2 separate regions of the Homo sapiens genome follow, and region 2 is linked to region 1. A link is a contact called in ENCODE Hi-C or POLR2A ChIA-PET data. All regions are on one chromosome and are shown on one strand. The core of a region is the stretch at or near the end of the contact, and the rest is flanking DNA. Distances in the headings are between cores, read along the strand shown.

Region 1 (3,091 bases), core at 253-2,752:
GTAGGGGTAAACTGGAACCAAAGATGAGTAAACAAAGCTCCTTGAAAATACTGTGAGAAGATGACAAACAAGTATAGAGAAGACTTTTAAAAAATGCAAATACAATTTGGAACTCCTCCAGGACACTAAAAGCGCATACCACAGAGGAACTAGATTTGTAATGGTTTCAAGTTTCGATTTATTCACTCGGCAGCATAAGGGGTATCAACTATGTGTGTACCAGGCTTTTTACTAGGTGCTGGGGATTCAATGGTGAGCAAAACAGACCAGACATGATCCCTAGTCTGGGTATACGCTAGCTAATGGTGAGTTACAATTATTCATTTCATCAGCCTAGCATTTACAGAAGTTAGCCAACCATCATCAGTAAACATTTTTTAAGCCTCTACTATAAGACCGTACTGCTCCTGTATATACAGGCCTAATTCTCTGATCCCCAACTCTTTGGAGTTTGACTTGTTGTTAGCATTGATCTAATTATCGAGTATCATTTAATACCATCAAAGCGTGTGCCATTTGGCCGAGGGCGGGGGATCACCCCTATAATCCCAGCACTTTGCGAGGCTGAGGCAGGAAGATCGCCTGAGCCCAGGAGTTCAATACCAGTCTGGACAACATAGCGAGACCCCTGCCCCTACAAAAAATTAAAAAAAAAAAAATTAGCCGGGCTTGGTGGTGCATGTCTGTAGCCCTAGCTCATTGGAAGGCTGAGGCGGAAGGATCTCTCGAGCCCAGGATTCGAGGCTGCAGTGAGCCGTGATCGTGCCACTGTACTCCAGCCTGGGGGAAGAAGTGAGATCTTGTCTCAAAAATAAAAAACAAAAATGTGCCATTTTACGTAGTACCTAAAACAAAACAAAATGCATGCCAAATCAATTTTGGCAACTTGGTAAAGTGTTCAGTGACCCCGTACTAACACTACGATGAATGATAGCTGGACAATTTGGGGAGTTCCCAAACCCGAATTTAGAATCCCTGCTGGAGACAGTGGCAAGGATTCCCGGAGAGACCGACAGGGGTTACCCGGCGGCATCTCAGGTTCCAACCCCTGCCCCTCCCTCACCCACCCCAGCATTAAAGGGAACTTGTGGGTGGTCCAGTCTCGAGGATGAGCCCTGTGGGTGGCCACCCCACAAAACCCACAGCTTCATCCTTAAACACACCCATAACGACAAACACCACACCCTCCCTCCCCCACAACCTCGCCGAGCCAGAAACTCCAGCCTCTTTACCAAAGCCGCGCGCGCATGCGGCCGGCCAGCCCCAGTCCTTAGCCCGCCCTGCAGCCCTCCGCCCCGCCTTCCTCCAGCCGGTGGCGTCGCCGCCCCAACCCGCGGCGTCCTCCGCCGCTCCTCCTCAGCTTCTCTCTCCTCCGGCCCCGGCGATCGTGGCCCGCCAGGTGCACCGCCTCCTTACCGCCTCCTCGAGGTCCATCGCGGCGCCGCGGGAGCTTCCACAGCCGGGACCCGTTACCCGGGTAGCGAGCGCAGCTTCCGGGAAAGGCTGGAGAAGCTTCCGGCCGGAAACGCGAGATCCGCGCCTAGGATTCCGTGCGCCTGCGCGGCAGGGAAACCGCGCGCTCGGGGGCGAGGCTCCGCAAAGCTCGCAGACCCCTCGCGGACTACCTAACTTTCCTACTCTTGAGAACCAAAACCAACCAATAAGAAAGTGGGCGACGCCTACTGCTGAGTGGTTTGATCAAGCTCCGTTCCGACGATCATTCATTCCAAGACAGACTTGCTCCTCCGGCGGCACGGGGGGTCGGACAAGGCCGTGCTCGCGAGCGCGGGCTCTGTCCTCTGTGGGTTCCGCCCTCCGTGGGTTCTGCCCTCCGAGTCTCGCCCCTTGCTGGCTTTTTTAAGGGGAAGCCTCGGGGCTTGGAGGAAAGCTCACGGGCTGTGAGTTAGACCTAGGTTTCTAATCACGGCTCTCCTGCTTACTTGTGCCTCAGTTTACTCCTCTGTAAGAATTAGATGTTATCTGTGAGCCCCTTATAATTGAGTCTCCACCGGGCGTGCTGGTTCACGCCTGTAATCCTGGGGAGGCTGAGTCGGGAGGATTGCTTGAGGCCAGGAGTTGGAGACCAGCCGGGGCAACAAAGCGAGACCCCTTCTCTGCATAAGTAAATAACTGAATAAATAAATGCATGAGTGAATATAATTGAGTCTCAGTAAGTGCTCAATAAATTTAGCTCTTATTGTTTCTTCATCTAACACATTCATTCCTTGTTTTATTTATTAAACAGGAACTGGTTTGTGTCCTGGGGATTCAGCAGTGAACAAAGTAAACAAAAGTCCTTGCCTTCATGGAGATTGTATTCTGATGGGGAGAGACAAAAATAAATAAGGAAAATATGTGGTATGTTAAGTGGTGGTGAGTTCCAAGGAGAAAAATAAAGAGGAGAGGAGAATGGGAACAACAAGGTGATTTCAGTCTGAAATGTGATGTTCAAGAGAGATCTCATTGAGAAGAGGATTTTTGATATAATCGTACATCCCAAGAAGTTAGAAAAAAGATTAAACTGAAAAATAATGGGATGAAGGAAATGTTTAAAAAAGAGAAATTAATAAAAGAGAAAGCAAGCTTCGATAGGCTCCACAAAGGCTTGCTGTGGTGGCTGGTGCCTGTAATCCCATCACTGTGGGAGGCGAAGGCGGGCAGATTGCTGGAGGGCGGGAGTTGGAGACCAGCCTGCCCAACATATTGAGTCCTCATCTCTATAGGCTGGAGTACAATGGTTCAATCTCAGCTCAGTGCAGCCTCCACCTCCCAGGTTCAAGCAATTCTCCTGCCTCAGCCTCCCAAGTAGCTGGGATTATAGGCACGCGCCACGACGCCTGGCGAATTTTTGTATTTTTAGTAGAGACGGGGTTTCACCAGGTTGGCTGGGCTGATCTCGAACTCCTGACCTCAAGTGATCTGCCCACCTCGGCCTCCCAAAGTGCTAGGATTACAGGCGTGAGCCACCACGCCCAGCCTAAAAGATATTTTTTAAGAAGAGAGTCTCAACCAACTAACATTAGCTCTTTGAAAATACTAATACATTCGATAAACTCTGGAAAGATTGATCAAAAAGAAAAGAGCCCAGCTT
Region 2 (3,091 bases), core at 151-2,650, 530 kb before region 1:
AAATTTTATCTTATTTTCAGCTCATCTTTTCAAGCGACCAGAGCCTCTGGAATTTAATAGCATTCCAGTTTTGCACCCTTAGCCAATCTGATGTACATACCAGGGCTGATAAAGCAGATGGGGGAACTGCTGGCATGGTTAAGGCAAAGCCTATTGAGAGACATCCAGTGGTCATGGTCATCCCATCACTCAAGGCCTTGGAGGCCGGGCCATCGGACCATCTGCGCAGCTATCTAACTGTACCACTGCTCAGCTCCCATTGCAGAAGGGTCAGCCACGGCCATAGCTCCTGCTCATAGCCCAGCCCAGCCCACCAAGAAAAGGAGCCAGGCCTGTCCACTCCCACATCCATCCACCCTCAGGAGCCCCATGGGCCACACCCATGGGGTGTCACAAACACTTTCCCTCCAAAGTAACTTCCACAAGCAACACCTCGCTCATCCTCACAATTTTTCTGGGAAACCAGTTGTGAGGGACATTTACAAGCAGAAAGAGGGAGGCACGGGTTTTTGGAAAGCTGCAAGGCTGGACTTCAAATGTAGTCTTCGGAATCACGCACTGGCCCAGGTGGACAAATTTTTATATTTTTAGTAGAGATGGGGGTTTCACCATGTTGGCCAGGCTGGTCTCGAACTCCTGACCTCAAGTGATCTGCCCGTCTTGGCCTCACAAAGTGCTGGGATTACAGGTAGGAGCGACCGCACCCGACCGCAAATATTTTTAATGATACAGGAAATGAATGATATTGTCTTAAGTGGAAAGAAAAAGCGGGACCTGAAACAAATACATAGCATGACTCAATTACAGCATGAGTCTGTCCGCCTCGCTGTAAATGAATACTGACCAGAAGAAATGGACCCATATGTCTGCTGTGATGATCTCTGAATTGTAGGATTATGCATTATAATTGTTTCTGTATTTTCCACATTTTCTACCGTGAGGATTTAACATCTATAACCAGCTCAGGTGCCCAGCAAACAGCAGCCTCTCTCCAGTTCCTCCCTGGAACATGCAATGTGGTCATGGACTGAACGGCTGTGCCCTCTCCTCAAATGTGTACCCAGGCGCCCTAACCCCGAGGGCGATGGTGGTAGGGGGTGGGGCCTTTGGAAAGTAATTAGGTTGCGGTGAGGTCAGGAGAGTGAGGCCCCCATGATGGTATTAGTGTCCTTGTAAGAAGAGGAAGAGACTATAGTTTGCTCTCATTCCACAGGAGGACACAGAGAAAAAAGCCACCTGCAAAGCAGGAAGAGCCCTCCCCAGAACCTGACAATGCGGACGCCCTGATCTAGACCTCCCGCCTCCAGAGCTGAGTATGTGTCTGCATTTAGGCGGCCCGGTCCATGGAGCTTTGTTATGGCAGCAGGTGAGAGCTGAGGCAAGCACCCTCCTTTATCGGGACAGGAAGTAAAACTAACAGCTGCAACCAAATCTGTCTGGCCCTGCACAAGCCTTGGAAATATTAACTGTGTGTGCAAACGAGTCCCACACCTCCCTTCAAAGCAGTAAAAAAAAAAAAAAAAAAAAAAAAACATGAAACCACCTTTCTCTACTTTTTCTTGGGCAAGTAGCTGCAGAATCCTGACTCTGCAAGACGGCAGAGAATTCAGATGCTGGCACCATCCTTAGGGTCCCGCCATGTCCTAAACCCCATCAAGAACCTTAAACCCAGACAAGTTACCCCAGAAGAGCCAGTGTCATCCCATCCTCCAATGTCCAGCCTGTCGTGAGGTCACAGGACTGGAAATTACCGCCTTGGTCAATTAAGGCCTTCAGTCCAAAGTCGAAACGCCTCCCCGCCTCACCCGTGCCCTCAACCAGCATCTTCGCCGCCTCCTTGCACTCTCTGAAATGCCCTCCCTGTGCCTGCCCCGTCCCCTTGGTGGCTTGCCGCCCTTGAATACCCTCCCCCGTGCCTGGCCCCCCTCGGTGGCTCACCACCCTGGGGATGGGGATGGGGATTCTGGTGTCCCTTTATGTTTCTGTGTTCACTGTTCACACTGGACTCAGTTCCTCAAGAGAACACCCTCATAACCTTTTGTATCTTGGTGCCCGGCCAGGGTCTGCCCTCAGAGTGCATGCTCAGCCAGGGCTGCTCAGGAGGTGCCAGTGTGGGGAGGTGGGCAGGACACGGGAGCCAGGGGGAGGAGGGGGCTGCCGAGAGCTGGCAGGGGGCTTCAGAGGTGGCAGGGGCCCTGCCGACAGAGGGTGGAAGAGTGTGTGCGGGCAGACAGTGCGTGAAAGGACAGGGATGGGGGTGTGGTCGTGACACTCAGATGGCAGCAGGTGGGCACAGCAGGTGCCCGCGGCGAGTGAGAGTTGTTGACTGTACTGGTGTCCACAGAGTTGAGCAGCCGGCAGAATGCCAGTTACCTTTGCAAGCACTGTTCAGACACCTTTCCAGGTAAAGCACTGCTGGTGTGAAGCAGTGGAAAGGTGCAGCCTGGGGCCTGGCTCGGGGGCAGGGTTGCATTTGCTGCGGCTCCACTCAGCCGCCTTCCACCTGCCATTCGGGGCGGCGCGGCCTGCGTGGCAGCCTCCTCACACCTCTCAACAGCGCTTTCTAGAAGGATGCAGCCTCACTATTGAACAGCAGGATGTTCATTAAAGAAGTTAACGGTGCACACCCAGGAACAGAGTACTGCCTTCAAATTTGGGCCACAAGGGATGATTTTAATAACACAGGACAACATATCTGATTAATACAATACAGTATGTATTGTATTACATACATGTATTGTACTACACACAATACAATACGGTATGTATTGTACTACACACAATACAATACGGTATGTATTGTACTACACACAATACAATACGGTATGTATTGTACTACACACAATACAATACGCTATGTATTGTACTACACACAATACAATACGCTATGTATTGTACTACACACAATACAATACGGTATGTATTGTATTATATACTGTTACAATACAGTATGTAAAAATGTTCTGTTTATGGCAAACTTAAATAAAATATGCATTTTGTGACAGTCAAGAGATATAAAGGCTGGGGGCAGTGGCTCACACCTGTAATCCCAGCACTTTGGGAAGCCGAGGCGGGCAGATCACTTGAGATC

Evidence for each region. A loop is a pair of places that touch in the nucleus more often than their neighbours do. ChIA-PET counts read pairs that join two places held with the same protein, here RNA polymerase II (POLR2A). Pooled maps may share reads with other maps.
Region 2: a map with no recorded cell type shows a loop between it and region 1 (16-fold over the local background). The contact joins the enhancer-like site here to the promoter of TAF1B in region 1. A Hi-C loop is called at or near these places in 1 of 37 single-sample maps with no recorded cell type and 4 of 50 pooled maps. POLR2A ChIA-PET finds 5 or more read pairs at or near these places in 4 of 52 experiments (B cell, GM12878, OCI-LY7 and 1 more).

The regions. Positions count from the first base shown.
Region 1 is chr2:9,841,885-9,844,975 of GRCh38, reverse strand. TAF1B (TATA-box binding protein associated factor, RNA polymerase I subunit B) reads right to left here and starts at 1,502. Exons shown (of 15, transcript NM_005680.3): 1 at 1,417-1,502. The coding sequence starts at 1,434. RefSeq lists a silencer at 1,142-1,221.
Region 2 is chr2:10,376,665-10,379,755 of GRCh38, reverse strand. The region is part of intron 1 of HPCAL1 (hippocalcin like 1); the gene reads right to left. Among named protein-coding and RNA genes, the nearest start is that of SNORA80B, 69 kb to the left of the region's middle. Within about 2 kb of position 1,400, at least 5 of the 41 ENCODE cell types and tissues checked have a DNase peak (open chromatin) inside an H3K27ac peak, as active enhancers do; they include B cell and OCI-LY7, where a contact is called at or near this core.